2 separate regions of the Homo sapiens genome follow, and region 2 is linked to region 1. A link is a loop called in an ENCODE intact Hi-C map of the cell type or tissue named here. Cell type or tissue: OCI-LY7. All regions are shown on one strand. Each heading gives the region's core, and the rest is flanking DNA. Links, peaks and the distances in the headings are about the cores only.

Region 1 (6,500 bases), core at 1-2,500:
TCTCCCCAAAGAAGACTGTACAGATAGAAGATCTGAATAGAGAAAAAGGACTTGTAGTTTGAAAACTGTTTTCAACTAGGGGGAAGGAGGGGATTTTCTCCATAGCACCAACCTGGGAATACCAAAAGACTCTTTTCCTCCTTTTGTTTTAATTTTTCAATTACCGTAAGCTTTTCTCTCACAGCTTTATTTTTAACTTTAATGATCACACATATATCACACAAATATAACTAATACGCAGGGAGATTTTTCAAGAGATATAAACATCCTGGTTGAGAAAGTCAGGAGAGAAAAACTACTAAGTAAACTAAAAATGACAAGATAATTAGAGAGAAGATATATACAGCAATAAATTTGAATTTCAAAGAAAATTTCAGGTAACAAATCTGTTATATTTTCACGTGCATTAATAGAAGTTAAAGCAAGAGAAAATTGAGTTAATAAAAAATTGATTTAAAAAAAAACAGATTTTCAACACAAAATCTCTCTGAAACTACTGCGCCCTTGCCTCTGCTGTAATTTTGGAAGGATTAGCGCTTGTAGGACTCTGGCTGTCCCCAGCAGTGACACACCTTCCCACCCCAGGATACATAAAACTGGGGCACAGAGCAGATGGAATTTTCAGCTCTGCTCATCAGCAGGTTGACCTGCTTGTTCCAAGCAATTTTGTGAATTTAAGACTCTGGTGCCTGGCTGGACTCATAGCACCCGGGTGCTCTGCAATTTGTACAGAATTCTAAAATTTCAGGCTCTGCTTGTTGCCTAGATCTTTAGTAATAACAGCAATAAAAAAGTAATAATACCCACATGTATTAAGCATTTATGAAGCTACATTAATTAAGCATATGTTGTGTTTATGTAGTTTGCAGTTAATGGCACTGGCTTAATGTAATAGGGATAGTATTTTTTAAAGAAGAACTTGATATATTTCCATCTTCAAATTGTGTTTCACTGGAAACTGCTCCTCTTCCAGGGCTGGACAGGGTACCTAATGCCCTCACGGAAGAAAAGGTGGGTTAGCAAGTCAATAGACTTAAAAATCAGAGTCCTGCTTTAGACCAATCAGAATGACGTATGAAGATCTATTGTATAGACAAATGAGAAGCCCATCCCAGAAGAGAAAGGACATACCAGCTTCTGGAGAATTTCAAAACGGAAAAGGCTGAATGAGATGGGGAGGATAGGGAAATAGTTCTACATTTGTGTCTGGAACTTTCCTTTCTGGGCACTGGCCTCGAGAGAATGTAGCATAATAAATAGGTATTGGGCAAACATAAGAAAAGAGAGCTCTGGGTTCCCAATCCCATCTAGATTCTGGGCAGGGCCACATCCCATTAAACTTGATAGTTCCCTGTGGTAAGGACTAGCAAGATTTTGGGGATAAATCTTTCTGAGTCCCACTGATATTCCTAAATTACGAATGAGACCCAGAGGTACCTGGAGCCTCCAGAAGGGGGCCTCAGCAGGCAGCTGGTCTGAAAGCCAACTGGACTGCCCTGGGGCCAGCTTGGCAAGGGGAGAGGTGACCGCTGCAGAGGCTAGGAAAGACAGATGGCCGACCTGGCAGAGACTCAGAGGGACCACTTTGCCAGTGCGAGGCGAGCTGAGGTGACCAGCCAGAAAGAGCTCCAGGCTCTGGCCAGAATGGTCTTGACCTAAATATGCCACCTGCAGGCCACAGGTATACTGGAAGGGATGCCCACTCCCTATTATCCCTTTTCCTGTGTGTCTCTCCGGCCCCATGTACCAGCCATTCATTCGTTAGGAGTTTGAACAAAAAGCTAATTCAAACTTTCTCCATCCTCCTCAAATATCTCATCTTTGCCCTCTTTTGTTACTCTCCAAAGACAGCCTTGCTCTTGGTTCACAGAGAAAATAAGAGCCACCGGACAGTAAAATGCAAATCAGATCATCTCTCTTCGTTTAAAACACCTATCAATGACTTCTCATTGCTCTTAGGATAAATACCAAAATCCTGAAGGTAGCTACAAGGGTTTGATTGGGCTTTTACTCGCTTTGCAGCTTCAACTGCTGTCATTTCTCTCCTTTCTCTCTGACCTGCAGTTTCATGTTAATTTCTACCACAGGGATTTTTTTAAATATGCTATTCCTTCTTTAAAGAATAATCTTCCTTCCCCACCTTGGCCTACTTAATTCTTCTTTGTCTTTCAGAGCCCCACTCATTGTTGGCATGAGATCAGTCACCCCCTTGAGATACTCTCACAGCACTTTCTCATGGCACACCCTGAGTAAACATATTTATTTAATATTGCTTAGGTAAGCCAATAGTATTATATCAACTAATTTCATTTGGAGTAGCAAGTCCCATGCACTAGCTAACTAACATCACCCCATTATCTAACTATATATTTTCATAATTTTAAGTGCTGAAAAGCAATCAACTTTTCTTCATCAAGCATCTCGTAACCTGTACCTTGCCTTCTACCTGATGTGCAATTTGTCACAAAGGCACTGGGTGAAAGTCATCATGTGACACCACAGGAAAACAGGAAAAAGTACAGGAGACACATTTCATGATTTATCAAGAAGTGACAAGAATATAATTTACCATTACATCTATATGCAGCATTTGATATAAAAATACTTGCCTCTAGGGTACCTAAAATCCTGGTCTATTGAAAGTACTGAACTTACCAACCAATAACTCAGCTAATATATTTAATGTATATATTTTTAGGAAAACAGGTCCCAAAGATGTAATCTCGCATCATCCTCTCTAACCCTTTACTTTCTCCATATCAGCTTGCCCCGAATCTTAGCTTGGAGTTGAGAGGTCATCTCAGCAGCCTGTTCCTGGCCTTCCTGTCGGCTGGAGGCCAAAGCCTCCCTCAGCTGCCTGTGTCCAGTGGCTGCTGTAATAATGATGTCTCAGCTTCAGGAGGTCTATTTCCAGGCCATGTGAGCTAATTAAAACACAGGCCTTCATTTGCCTTTCTGGCAATCCCTGATCAGTGTGAGAGGCCTATGCCACCCTCTCCATTCTAATTTTAGTTCTCCTCTAGTGTTTTCTCTCCTTTGCAGAAAAGCGTCCTATGCTGCTAAGCACTTACAGGCTTTTGTTTTTGTTATTTCTCCCACTTGGAAAGAAGCACTTTTCCACTTTACTCCTTTTGGGTTTTCTCCTCCCATCAGTTTTCTCCTGCAGGAGGTGATGGTTTGAAACTACTAGCAAAACTGAAGATAATTAGTTACCCAAGGTAGTTGACTTGCTTAGCAGGTGCCCTTGAGAAAGTGCTAATGCACAAAATTCTTCATGTGGAAACAACTTTTTGGACACAGCTTTCTATAAAGATAGAGAACACCTGTTATCACTGGCGATGCTCAGCTTCTTTTCCCCCAGCAATTCACAACACAACTATCCAGAGTTCAGAACTCATAAATTCACTCACAATAGGCTGAGATGCTATTTTTCGGTCTTTTAAAACGGATACTCTTTACTTCTGATAAGCATAAAATTATCACATGGCTTCCTCCCACCCTACCCTCCCTCACTGAAAAAAAATCATTATCTCAACTATCTACTCTACATATCTACTTGAATATCCAACAGATTTTCAAATTAAAATGTTCAAAACTGAGATTTCCCCATCTCCACTAATATCAGCTCCATCTTTCCAAAGGTCAAAACACCAAATATCTTTGAATTACAACTTTGGTCCCTTTTATTTTCTTATATCCTACCTCCAATTCATCCAAATATATATGTAGATAGATTGATAGATCAATCGATAGACAGATGATAGATAGATAGATAGATAGATAGATAGATAGACAGATAGATCTACCTTTAACATAGATCCAGAATTCTACCACTCCTCACCACCTCTATTTAAAAAAAACTGTTACCCGAGGAAAGAAGAACACACTGGCAACCATTAAGGGGACCCAAGAGATTGAAATATCTTAGCAGATGGGTTCTCAGGTCATTCAAAGGTTTCACATGAGAATGAGACACATAGTGGCCATGTGCAGAGAGAGCCCCTTAGGGAAGTGGCCTTGAATGAAACACCTCTCTTAGGGAGACTTTGGCAGCCAGGGAATGACATGAGGAGCCTTGGCACCTCAAGGAAGAGTGGGACAAAGTATAGAAGAAGTGAACTCAGATAAAGGTGATCTATATTACAATGTGTTAAACAAATGGAAAGATTAAATATTATGAACGCAGTGAATGTTATGTCTTTAGAAGTATCAAACATTTCTTCCAGGAAATTGTTGTACTGATTTAATTGCAGTATTTAAGAATATGTTGATGGAGGAGAGGCTAACTCAGCTGCTCAGTCCCATGGTCTTAAGACAATTGCTGATAATTATAATCATTCCTAGTTCCTTGTGCATCCCATTCTTTGAATCCAACAATTATTCCAACCCTCTTCTTTAATACCTTGACTCCAGCAATACTTTGACCCCACTGGAATCTCCAGTCCTAAGATCTTATTGATTTTTCAGTGTTAATTATCTCCTTGTTCTCTTTCACTTCCCTCTTCATCTTGAAGTCTATGGTTAAATATTACACTCCCTTGCATTTATATTTCCTTGCTCTTCAATCACTTCAATATACCAATTTAGCAAAACCACAACCTATGTAAAATTCAACTCTCCAAATACTCTGCACCTGCATCCTCCAGCTGACATAGGCTGGAGAAAAACACAGAACCACATTGGATAGTCTAATTCTAAATGCATGAACACAGACTTTAAATAGGCCTTTAATGCTGCCAGGTGATCACATCATATACCTCCTTTGTCCACTCACTGTTTCTTCTAAACAACTATTTCACACTGTTCTCTCTTTCCTCAAACTCTACATTTCCTTCTCTGTCTTTGGTTTCAATTGAAGCTGCTGCTCTCTACTTTGTAGAAAAACTGAAAACTATCAGAACAGATCTTCCCCAGATTCCCACCACATGGATCTCCTGCCAGTATTTGCACCCACAACCAAAACATCTGTTCATGCTCCTGTCCAAAACCAGTCTCTCCACTTGGTTAATAATAGAATTCATCATCCCCTCTTTCTCCTCCATCGTAACTTAAAAATTCCCCTGTGAAGAAATTCCTTCAAGGGTAGTCTATCATTACTCTAAGTCCTCTCCTCCCTTTCTCCCTTAAAACCACCACATGAGGCTCTATCATTTCCAACCAAATTGCTCTTGTCAAGGTCAGCAGTGACCCCCCCACCCCCAATATTGTTAAATCCATGAACCTATTCTAACTTAGTCCTCATCCTACTTAACTTATCAGCTATATTTGACAGAGTTGATCCCTCTTTCCTTCTTAATAACTTTCTTCACCTGACTTCAGAACAAGACACTCACCAAAAGATTTCCTTCTATCTCACAGGTTGCTCCTTATCAGCTTCCCTTGCTGGTGCTGCCTTTCATTCCATCCTTCCTCAAGCTCAGTTATTGGTCTTCTTCCTCTACACACGCTGCATATCATCTGTATAATGACGACGTTCACATCTATACCTGCAGACTGGACCTTCTGCTGCCTACTTGACACATCTATTCAGATATTCAGTAGGCATCTCAAAATTAACTCCTGGTATTTCTCACTGTTTACCAAACCTTCTCTTCCCCAAATCTCTTGTGTGTCAAACGATAGGAAATTCATTCTTACAGTTGTTAAGGAGAAAGGTCTTGGAGTCATCCTTAATTCTTCTCATTTTCTCATATACCATGTCCACTCCACCATGAAATTCCATTGGATCTGCCTTAAAAATATGTCCAACATCTCTCCATTTCTCTCTAACTCTGCTGATTCACCTGTGATCTTAGCTGCTTTCCCTCTCTTACTGCAATGCTACAATTGCCTTCTAACTGGCTTTCCTGCATCCACCCTTGTTCCCTCTCCCCATCCATGATCGACATTATAGCCAGATTAATCCTCATAAAATAGAAGTTAGATCATGTGACTTTTCTTCTGAAAGAACTGAATAGGCTCTAAGAAAAATCACTCTGGGTTAAAGCCAAAGTCCTGAAATGGCTTATTAGGGCCTTACATAATCTATCCCTCACCCTCTCTTCTTACCTACAAATATTCTACATTTCAAGGAAGAGCATCCACCTTTCACTCATCAGCTTAAGCTAGAAACTTTAGAGCCCTCCTTGAAATATTTCCCCTCATCTTTGCACATCCAATTACCATGACCTGTTAATTACTCTTTCCTTGTATCTCTTAAACCAATTTACATTTTCCCTTTGCTATGAAACTATTTCTCCCCTTCTCCAATGTCATTTCATCTCAAATCTACTACATATTAATACTAGAGTGAACTTTCTAGTTAAATGTGAACCTATTTATATCATTCCCCAGACTGTATAACACCAAAGCTTTTTAATTCTAACAACCTTTTTTGATGATTCACAAGTTGAAGCTTTAATCACAATTCAAGCTACTTTTTAAATGGCCCTCTGTTATAATAAATTCATTGGTTCACTTAAAAGTGTTTTGCAGCATACGATTTATTTTTGAAGATGTAT
Region 2 (10,500 bases), core at 3,269-5,768, 110 kb before region 1:
TGTCTTTCCTATTCAGGAGATAATTTGAACATGCTTTGTGATCATTCTCAGCAGATTCACTTGATTTGTGAGCAAACTGATGAAAGTGATAATCCACAGACCTAATTCTACATTTTAAGAGATAAAAGATAAAACTCTTCAAGCGAGGATATTAGAAATCAAGCTGTCTGCCAAAGATTAATATTCCCTTCCACAGAATGGAGCCGCTGTGTTGCTGGGAAGCAGCTGCCCATCAGGAATTACATTTCTCTAGCTCCCTTCATTTAAGTGGGACCATGTGACAGAGAGCTGGCCAAGAGAATGCAGGCAGAAGTGATGCACACCACATACAGGCCTGGCCCAGGGGAAACTTTCATGCAGTCTTCCACTGTCTTTCCCATCTGCTGGCTAGATATCAACACTGAGGCTGACTTCGGAAGCCATGTGTTGAATCCTGCAAGGTCTCTGTATGAACCCCTGTGTCCAGGTCCCATCATTTGGACTTTACATAAGCAAGGAAAATATTTGCTATTATGATAAACCACTACAATTTTGGGGATGTGTCTGTTCCCACAGCTGATATTTATCTTAACTAATATGGACAGAGACATAGGAAAAAAGAAGTTCCCCAAATATATTTTGTTTCCATATGCTTTTGTGTACCCTCTTCTGCACTTCCTCCCCCTCTTTGATTCTTACACATCCTTCAAGACCAAGGTCAGGCATCACCTCCTCCAAGAAGACTTTGAAACCTCCCCAAGCTGAGTTAAATATGGATACTGCATGAAGGATTGTAATCTTCTGTGTATGTGATCATGTCCCAATATCTAACAACCTAACTGGTACATATTTGTAAAATTAATATGTAAATTAATAAAATAAATGGAGAAAGGTAAATACTTCAAGCAAAAAATAAAAAGTACAAGTCATCCTGAAAATATGAAAGGAAAAGTCTCTACTGGCTGTGGACAATGTAATTGCATTAAATATTTAAAAATATCTAGGTATGACTAGCCTTTCTGCTGCTTCATATGATCTTGTATTAACCTAAATTATTGCACCCAAAATGTAGCATATGGCACTTGGTACAAATCTGACTCTTTCACTAGATTGCGAATCCCCTGAAGACAAAGACTGTGGTTTTCTTTGTGTTTCCATTTTCAGGTCCCAGAATGGTGCCTGAAATGGTGTAGGCCCTCACCACATGCCCATTCACTGACTCGTTGACTCACTGACTGGCTCCAGGCTGGCCTTGAATTCCTGGGCTCAGACTATCCTCCTGCCTTTGTCCTTTTGTTCTGAGTCTTCCTCAGCATTTTCTGCCAACCCTTCTTTTCAGGCTGACATGGGTTAGGAGGTAATCTGAAAGCTTTCACCAATAAGAAAAATTAATTGAATTACATCAGCTCTATTATAAGGAAAAGGGCTATTGAGATATAATCTACATACTGTAAAATTCATCTGTTTAAAGTATACAATTCAATGATTTTTAGTGTACTTAGAGAATTGTACAGCCACTCCCATAATCTAATTGTAGAAGATTTCCATCATCCAAAAAAGAAACCTTGCAGCAGTCACTCCTCATTCACACTCTTCCCACCCCCAGCCCTAGGCAACCACTAATCCAGTTTCTCTCTCTATAGATTTGCCTATTCTAGACACTTCATATAAATGGAAGCATGCAATCTGTGGGGTGGGGTGGGGGGAGGTTGTAGAAGCTTTATCTTTTGACAAATGCTGATTAGCCTTGTAAAGTGCAGTTGAATATTATCAAACATGTTCTCAAAATGAACAAATATAGGAATAAGATGGGGGTTTCTATAACTGTCTAAATTACTGAGAAATAATAATTAGGGGTTGGGCATGGTGGCTCATGCCTGTAATCCTAGCACTTTGGGAGGCCAAGGTGGGTGGATCACTTGAACCCAGGAGTTCAGGACCAGCCTAGGCAACATGGTGAAACCCCATCTCTAAAAAAATTAGCTGGGCATGTGGTGCATGCCTATAGTCCCAGCTACCTGGGAAGATGAGGTCGGAGGATCACCTGAGCCTGGGAGGTTGAGGGTTCAGTGAGTTGTGATCGCACAACTGCACTCCAGCCTAGGTGACATGAGTGAGACCCTGTCTCAAAAAAATAAAAATAAAATAAATAATAATTAAAGGAACCAGCAGCTCAAAATATATTATAAACAATTCTCATAATTGATATTTTATCCAAATATCAAAAATTCATACATTTTTCAGATGAAGGGTCTCCAGAGAAACAGAACCAATAGAGTCTGTGTGTGTGTGTGTATGTGTGTGTGTGTACGTGCATGTGTGTGTGTGAGAGAGAGAGAGAAAGAGAAAGAGAGATTGTTATAAAATTTTATAACAAACACTAACATCGAGGAATGCTAGTGAGTAGACATGCAGCTATATGGTTTGGCAGGGCCTGCCAGTGCTCACCATAAATGTCTTCTCCTTGTCTTGCTGGATACATAATCTGACTCTCTTCCTCAACTGTCCTTTATAGGTAGGTGACCATATTAGTTAGTTCTGGACAATGGAATATAAGCACAATTTATGTAAGCACAAGTTATGTGTTTTACTTCTGGGCTGCCATGGTACATTTTATGTTAACCTGATGGGGCCACAGAGTGCTCTGGTTTTTGGCCAAACATTATTCTAGGTGGATCTGTGAGGGTGTTTCTGGATGGGACTAACATTTGAACTGGTAGACTGAGTACAGTAGATTGCCCTCTCTAATATGGGTAGGGCAATCAGTTGAAGACTAACTAGAACAAAAAGGCCGAGTGAAAAGGAATTCCCATTACCTGACTGCCTTTGGGCTAAGATGTTGTTTTCTTTTCTGCTTTCAGACTTGGATGGCAACATCAGCTCTCCTGGGTCTCCAGCTTGCTGACTGCAGATCTTAGGATATGTCAGCCTCCGTAATAGCATGAGCCAATTCCTTATAATAAATCTCTCTCTCTCTCTCTCTCTCTCTGTCTGTCTCTCTCTCTCTCTCACACACACACACATGCACGTACACACACACACGTGCGCACATACACACACACACACACACTCTCTCTCTCTCTCGCTATTGGTTCTGTTTCTCTGGAGACCCTTGACTAACACATGAGCCTAAACCATAACCCCTTCCACAGAGAATCCTTGCTCTCTTCTCTCATCTACTTACTGAATGGATGGAGAGGATGCTATGAACCTAGGGAAAGGTGGGGCCACAAAATGGTAGGCATCTGGGGTCCCTGAATAAAGCATAAGAAGAGAGCTGCCTAGTCTACCTTCATTGTACTGCAACATGAATGAGAAATAAACACTTATTGTGCTGATCCACTCAGAGTATGCGGTTTATGTATTATGGCAGCTAGTGGTATTTACTGTAGCATTTATTACATGCTAGATTTTTATGAAATTGAAGGGTAATTCACTCAAGTCAAAATGTAACTAAAAATTAACTGTTTCAGTGGAATGAATACCTCTTTGCTTGTGAATTTTCAAAATTAAAAGAGAAAAGTCTGAGTCATGAACTGATAGTAGAGGGGTGCTTTACCATGACCAGTGTTCTGGCTCACATGAAGCCATGGAGTCTAGCCCAAGTAGCTGAATTCAGTGGCAATGTTCAGATCTGACTCATCCAGTCTGGCTCTTCTTAAGAGACAAAGAACAAATACTGTCTGTTGGCGGGTACTTCCAAAATAATTAGCAAGCACCAGCATACTTTTATTATTTTTTTCTGGCTATACAAACGCCCATAACTAGTATATCAAACTTCATGACTGTGAAAAAATAAAAGAACTTGTGAAAAGTAAGAAACATTTTGCCAGGAAGCAATTTCATTAATAGAGAAGTAGAATTGTATACTAGGAGGAACATGGGCTTTGAAAGTAGGCTGTCATAGGTTTAATTCATTCATCACTATTAATTAATTCATCAATTAAACAAGTGTGTACTGAGAACCTACTAAATTGAACCATAAAGATGCTGATACTCAACTTTATTTGAACTACAAAAATAATGGTTTTGTATGATTCAGTCTAATACATAACAGCCACTGTTGTATGTGCTGGGCCTTCAGTAAGAATAAAACAAAGTTCCTGTTCTCATGGAGATTACCTTTTAGTGGTGAGAGATCAAAAGAAAACAAGTCAAATGTATAGTATGTGCAGTAATAATACAGGCAATTAAGAAAAATATAGAAGGTAAGGAAGATGGGTGTGTTGTGAGGGGAGGAATTTGCTATTTTGTGGTAGTCAGGAAAGCATCTTTGATAAAGCCATGTTTGAGTAGAGAACTGTAGGAAGTGCAGAAATAAGCCATTTGGCTACCTGGGAGAAGAGCATTCTAGGCAGAGGAAATAGCAGGTGCGAAGTCCCTGATGCATGACTATGCTTGGTATGTTCAAGAATAGCAATGCCAGTGTGGCTGGAGCAAAGTGGGCAAAAGAGAGAGTAGTAAGGGATGAGATCAGCAAGGCATAGGACTACCTCATGTAAACCTTGCCTTACTTTTATAGGGCTTCTGGTTTTCACTGATTTAAGAGTTGAAAAACCTTGGAGGGTTTGGGGGAGAGATGTGACATGTGTTTTCAAAAGACTACTCTGGCTACTCTTGTGCGAATAGACTGTAGGGAAGAGAAGGTCGAAGCAGGCCAATTAAAAGGCTATTATTCCCCTAATCCAGGCAGGAAAAGACCATGGCTTGGTCTAAAACATTAGGTATGCAGCTAGTGAGAAGTGGTTAGCTTTTGTTCTATGAACGTAGAACTAACAAGATTTACTGATGTATCGGATGTGCCATATCAAAAAAAAGAGGTGCTAAAAATGTTCTGAGCAAGTGAAAAGGATGGAGTTTTCATTAACTGACATGGGGAAACCTGAACAAGGAAGAGGTTTTATGGCTGTGAGAATTTAGAGTTTCGTTTTAGACATTTAAAGGGTGAAATGCCTACTAGACATTCAAATGGAGAGGTCAAATAGTCAAGTAGGCAGCTGAATACAACAGCTGCAGAGAGACTCAGGTTAGGAATATAAACTTTGGAGTCATCAGCATGAATAAGACAATAAACTATTGAGGTTAATTGAGAAAAAAAGAAAAGAAATAGCGGAGACAAGAACTAAGCCTGGAGCATTCTGACGTTTAGGGGTCAAAGAAAAGAGAATAAAAGGAAGCAGCTGGGGATGTCAGAAGAGATGTTTAGAATGCAAGTCTTCATTCTTATGAGACCTCTCCAGGTTTCAGTTTCCATAAGTGAAAAATACAGAAAATAATTCCTAGGTCAGAGGATTTCCAAAGGCTGAAAAGAAGTAACATGGGAAAGCATACATAAGATCTAGAATGTGCTTAATAAATGTTATTCCTGACTCTTGGTGAAATTCTGGGTAGATGCCAGATTTCTCATGCTTCCTTCTATTTTTTGGCTCCTCAATCAGGTCCTCAAATATGAACCCTATAGTCCAACAGTGTTGGCTATGGAAGTAAGAGCCTCATTATTCTTCAGTTATTAGTTATACATTTTTCAGTGATAGAGCTCACTGTTATCAGATATTCATCTTTACTGTTTGTTCTCTTCCTGTGTTTTGTGAGGAGTCAGGTTTAAAGGAGAGTGGTCACTAATGTGAAGCTGGGAAAATGGAGGGAGGATGAGTTCTTTATCACCTGGCAGGAGTGTATCCTTACTTCAACATTTAACTGCTCACCAAATAATTTAATTTCAGAGGATTTGTTTCAGTGCTATGGAAGAACTATCTGTATATAAATAGCTGGGTTAAGTAGATCTTTCACTGCAGCTGTTAAAACCTATTGTTGTAGCTAGACACCTTGTAGTGATTCAAGATCATCTGTCTTTGAAGAAAGTCTATGCTTTCTTTTATGCACATGTAGTTTCTTTTAGTTCTGAAAATAAAATAAGCTTTACTTAGGAAGACTAAAGAAAATGTTTACTGAATAAACCAGGGGTAGCTGAAATAATACCCTGCCACAATCTCCTGCTTTTATTTCATTTATCTGCTTTCAACATTTACCACTGAATACTTATTGAAAGAATAAAGGAAAAACTAAATGAATGGATGAATTAATATCTGAATGGCTTTTTTTTGCTTTTCCTTAACAAGACTCCTCCTAAATAATCCTAAATAAGTTCTGGGTTACCCTGAGGATTATCTTTTACAACAAGAATCATGAAGTAGGAATACTTTTTCATAAAGAAGAGATAAATCCCAGAGTAACACCGAAACTTACCTAGTAAAGTAGTAAACAATCTGTAGGGAATCTCAGGGGATCATCTGATCCTAGTATCAGGCTCAAGCAGATTCTTTTTCAAGTTCTTATCCCTCCTCCTCTTCCCCACCCCAACCCAGTTGGATTTAAATTGTGTATATTAGAGCCTCTTTGTAAGGAAGAATTGGGCAGCAGTGCAGAGAGAAGGAAGAGTTGGGTGCTTTACCCTACTGCTAGCACTTGGGTGCTCAAAGTAGAGAAACAAGAAAAACAGGCTACTGGTAAGATGGACAATAAAATGAGCTGCATTGGGTGAACTGTGACCTAGATTATAACAGTGCTTTACAAATAATATTCCAAATTATAAGTCCCTAAAATTATCCAAATCTAGATTTTAACAATCCCGAAAGCCATTCATTTTAGAAAGATTTTATTTTCCTGTATCCTTCCCTCCATTTCTACTCCTGCCACCTTAGTCCAAACCAGTGTTTTTTTTCTTGCCAGGACAATGACAAAAGCTTTTCAACCAGTCTCTTCATTGCTTCTGTTGCTCTTCTGTAATCCATTCTCCATGTAGCACTTGGAATAATCCGACTAAAATGTAAATCAAATCAAATCATTTCTCTACTTACAATCTTTCAATGGCTCCCTATAGTACTTGGAACAACGTCCAAGCTCCTCCCTGTGGTCTTTAAGGTTTTTTGTGATCCGGCCCCTCCCTGCCCCTCTAACATCATATTGAGTCATTCTCTCCTTCACTATTCTCCAGCTACATTGACATCCTTTTACATGTATGGTGCTTGTGTATGTTTGTACATATCTATATAGTGTATATACATATAACTATTTTTTATTAGGATATAATTGGCATACAATAAACTAAACACACTTAAAGTGTATAACTTAAAGTTTTCAGATTTAGATATATGCATGAAAATATAACCACAATCAACAAAATTGGCATATCTATCATCCAAAAATTTCCTTTTACCCTTTTGTAATTTCTCACTCATGTCCCTCATTATCTTCTCATCCACCAGGCAACAAACAATATGCTTTCTGTCACTATAGGTAAGTTTAGCTTTTCTAGAATTTTATCTAAATGAAATTATACAGTATATACTTTTTTGTCTAGCTGCCTTTACTCAGCATAGTTATTTTGATATTTATCCATGTTGTTTATATTAATAGTTCATTCCTTTTTATTGCCAAATAGTGTTCCATTGTATGGATATAGCATAATTTATTTATCCATTCACCTACTGATGAACATTTGGTTTGCTGCCAGGTTTTGTCTATTAGAAATAAAGCTACTATGGACATTTGTATAAAACTCATTCTATCGCCATTTGTTTTCATTTCTCTTCAAAAAATATCTAGGTATAAATGACCGAGTCTAGAGAAGGTGAAGCAAAATGACTGAATAGAACTTTCCAGCAATTGTTGCCCCTGCAGAATACCAAATTGAATAACCATCCACATAAGAAAACACCTTCATAAGAACCAAAAACCAGGTGAGTGATCATAGTACCTGGTTTTAACATCATACCAATGAAAGAAGCACTGAAAGAGTATGAAAGATGTTGGCGCCACCCCTCCCTCATCCCCTGGCAGTGACTGTGTGGCATGGAGAGAGAATCTGTGTGCTTGGGGGAGGAAGAGAGCAGTAATTGTGGGACTTTGCACTGAAATTCAGTGCTGTGCTGTCATAACAGGGACTAACACAGGGCAGAACTCAGCTGGCACCCAAAGAGTGAGCATTTAGACCAGCCTTAGCCAGAGGGGAATCACCTAGCAGTATTGTCAGAATTCTGACAAGCCCAAAAACAAGCTAAAGCGCTCTGGAGTTCTAAATAAACTTGAAAGATGGTCTAGGCCACAAGAATTGCAATTTGTGGGCAAGTTCTGATGCTGTTCTAGGCTCAGAGTCAGTGAATTTGGGGTGCATACAACCTAGTGAGATGCCAACCACAGGGGCAAGGGAATGTTTGTGCCACCCCTCAGCCAACTCCAGGCAGCACAGCTTGCAGCTCCAGGATTCACACCTTCCTTCTGCTTGAGAAGAAGAGAGGGGAGAGGAGGACTTCGTTTTTCAACTTGGATACCAGCTAAGCCACAGTAGGACAGGGCACCAGGGAGAGTCTGACAGCCCTCATTCCAGGTCCTGGTTCCTGGACAAAATTTCTAAATATATCCTGAGCCAGAAGATAACCTGCTTCCTTGAAGGGAAGGACCCAGTCCTGGCAGAATTCATCACCTGCCAGCTAAATAGCCCTTGGGCCTTGAATGAACATGAGCAATACCCAGGCAGTACTTGTCATAGGCCTTGGGTAAGACCCAGGGCCACACTGGCTTTATGTGTGACTGAGTGCATTCCCAGCAGCTGTGGCCTTGAGGAGAGAATCCTGTTTGAGGAAAGGAGAGGGAAGAGTAAAGGGGACTTTGCCTTGTAGTTTGGGTATCAGCTTAGCCACAGTGGAGTAGAACATCAAGCAGTTTCCAAGGGTCCCCAGTTCCAGGCCTTGGTTCTTAGATGGCATTTCTGGATCCATCCTGGGCCAGAGTGAAGACTACTGTTCCGAAGGGAGAGATCCAGGCCTGGCAGCATTCACCACAAGCTGACTGAAGAGTCCTTGGGCCTGGAGCAAACATCAGCAGTAACCAGGCAATCCTCACTGTGAGCCTAGAACAGTGGTGGCCACAGCGAGAGACTTCTTCTGCATAGAGGAAAGAGTGGGAAGAATGTTGTCTTGTGGTTTGGGTGCCAGCTCAGCCACAGTAGAATAGAGTACCAAGTAGATTCTTACGTTTCCTAACTCTAGACCTGGGCTCCTAAATGGCATTTCTTGTCCCACTCTGGGCCAGGGGGGAGCTCACCACCCTGAAGGGAAGGGCATAAACCTGGCTACATTTGCTGCCTGCTGACTGAAGAGCCTTTGAGTCTTGAGTGAGCATCGGTGGTAGCCAGGCAGTGGACACCTCAGGACATTGACAAGACCCAGTGTTATGCTGGCTTCAGGTCTGACACAGTACAGTCCCAGTGATGGTGACCATAGGGGTGCTTGTGTCACCCCCTCTGACAGCTCCAGGGAGCCCAGCATGCAGAGAGAGACTCCATTTGTTTGGAGGAAAGCGAGAGAAGAGAACAAATCTCTGCCTAGTAATCTAAGGAATTCCCCTGGATCTCACCTAAGACCAGGAAGGTGGTATTTCTACAAGTCTGTAAGAGTCCCAGTGTTACTGAGCATGGAGTGCCCCCTAATGCAGATATTGCAACAGTGACTAAAGATTTAGATCATAACACTTGAATACTTGGAAAGCCTTCCCAAGAAGGATGGGTACAAATAAGCTCAGACTGCAAAGACTACAATAAATACCTAACTCTTCAATGCACAAAAATAAATGAACACCCACAAGCATTAAGACCATTCAGGAAAACATGACCTCACAAGACAAACTAAATAAGGCACCAGTGACCAATCCTGAGTAAGAGATATGTGACCTTTCAGAGAATTCAAAATACCTGTTTTTAGGAAGCTTAACAAAATTTAAGATAACACAGAGAAGGAATTCAGAATCTTATCAGATAAATTTTTAACAAAGATATTGAAATAATTTTTAAAAATCAAGCAGAAATTCTGGAGCTGAAAAATTCAATTGATGTACAAAGAATGCAGCAGCATCTTGCAATAGCAGAGTTGATCAAACAGAAGAAAGAATTACTGAGCTTGAAGACAGGCTATTTGAAAACACAGAGTCATAGAAGACAAAAGAAAAAAGAATAAGAAAGAATGAAGAATGCCCATAAGATGTAGAAAATAGCTTCAAAATAGCAAATCTAAAAGTTCTTAATCTTTAAGAGGAGGTAAAGAGAGAGATCAGGGTTGAAAGTTTATTCAAAGGGATAGTAAAAGAAAATTTTCCAAATCTAAATAAAGAAATCAACTTACAAGAACAAGAAGGTTCTATAACACCAAGCAAATTTAACCCAAAGAAGACTACTTTAAGTCTTTTAATAATCAAACTCCCAAAGGTCAAGTATAAAGAAAGAAACTTAAGAGTAGCAAGAGAAAAGAAACACATAGCATACAAAAGAACTTCAATATGTCTGGCAGCAGAATTCTCAGTGGAAGCCTTCCAGGCCAGGAGAGAGCGGCATGATATATTTAAAAGGATGACTGAAAATGCTTTTATCCTAGAATAACATAGGTGAAAATATCCTTCAAACATGAAGGAGAAATAAAGATCTTCCCAGGCAAACAAAAGGTGAAAGATTTAACCAACATCATATCTGTC

The links. Peaks named below come from ENCODE experiments on the same cell type or tissue, not always from the same donor. Only the 100,000 strongest peaks of a DNase experiment are listed, where the experiment ranks them.
Region 2: it touches region 1 in a loop (2.3-fold over the local background); 1 of 110 quality-filtered maps calls a loop at or near these places.

Annotation. Positions count from the first base shown.
Region 1 is chr12:99,389,338-99,395,837 of GRCh38, forward strand. The region is part of intron 12 of ANKS1B (ankyrin repeat and sterile alpha motif domain containing 1B); the gene reads right to left. Among named protein-coding and RNA genes, the nearest start is that of GARIN6, 260 kb to the right of the region's middle. In OCI-LY7, for the core only: CTCF peaks have their summits at 1,440 (motif pointing right) and 1,640 (motif pointing left); no DNase peak of the experiment used is centred there; H3K4me3 peaks cover 1,363 bases; H3K27ac peaks cover 2,500 bases.
Region 2 is chr12:99,277,898-99,288,397 of GRCh38, forward strand. All of the region lies in intron 12 of ANKS1B (ankyrin repeat and sterile alpha motif domain containing 1B), which reads right to left. Among named protein-coding and RNA genes, the nearest start is that of GARIN6, 360 kb to the right of the region's middle. In OCI-LY7, for the core only: no CTCF peak of the experiment used is centred there; a DNase peak (open chromatin) is centred at 4,374; H3K4me3 peaks cover 1,211 bases; H3K27ac peaks cover 2,390 bases.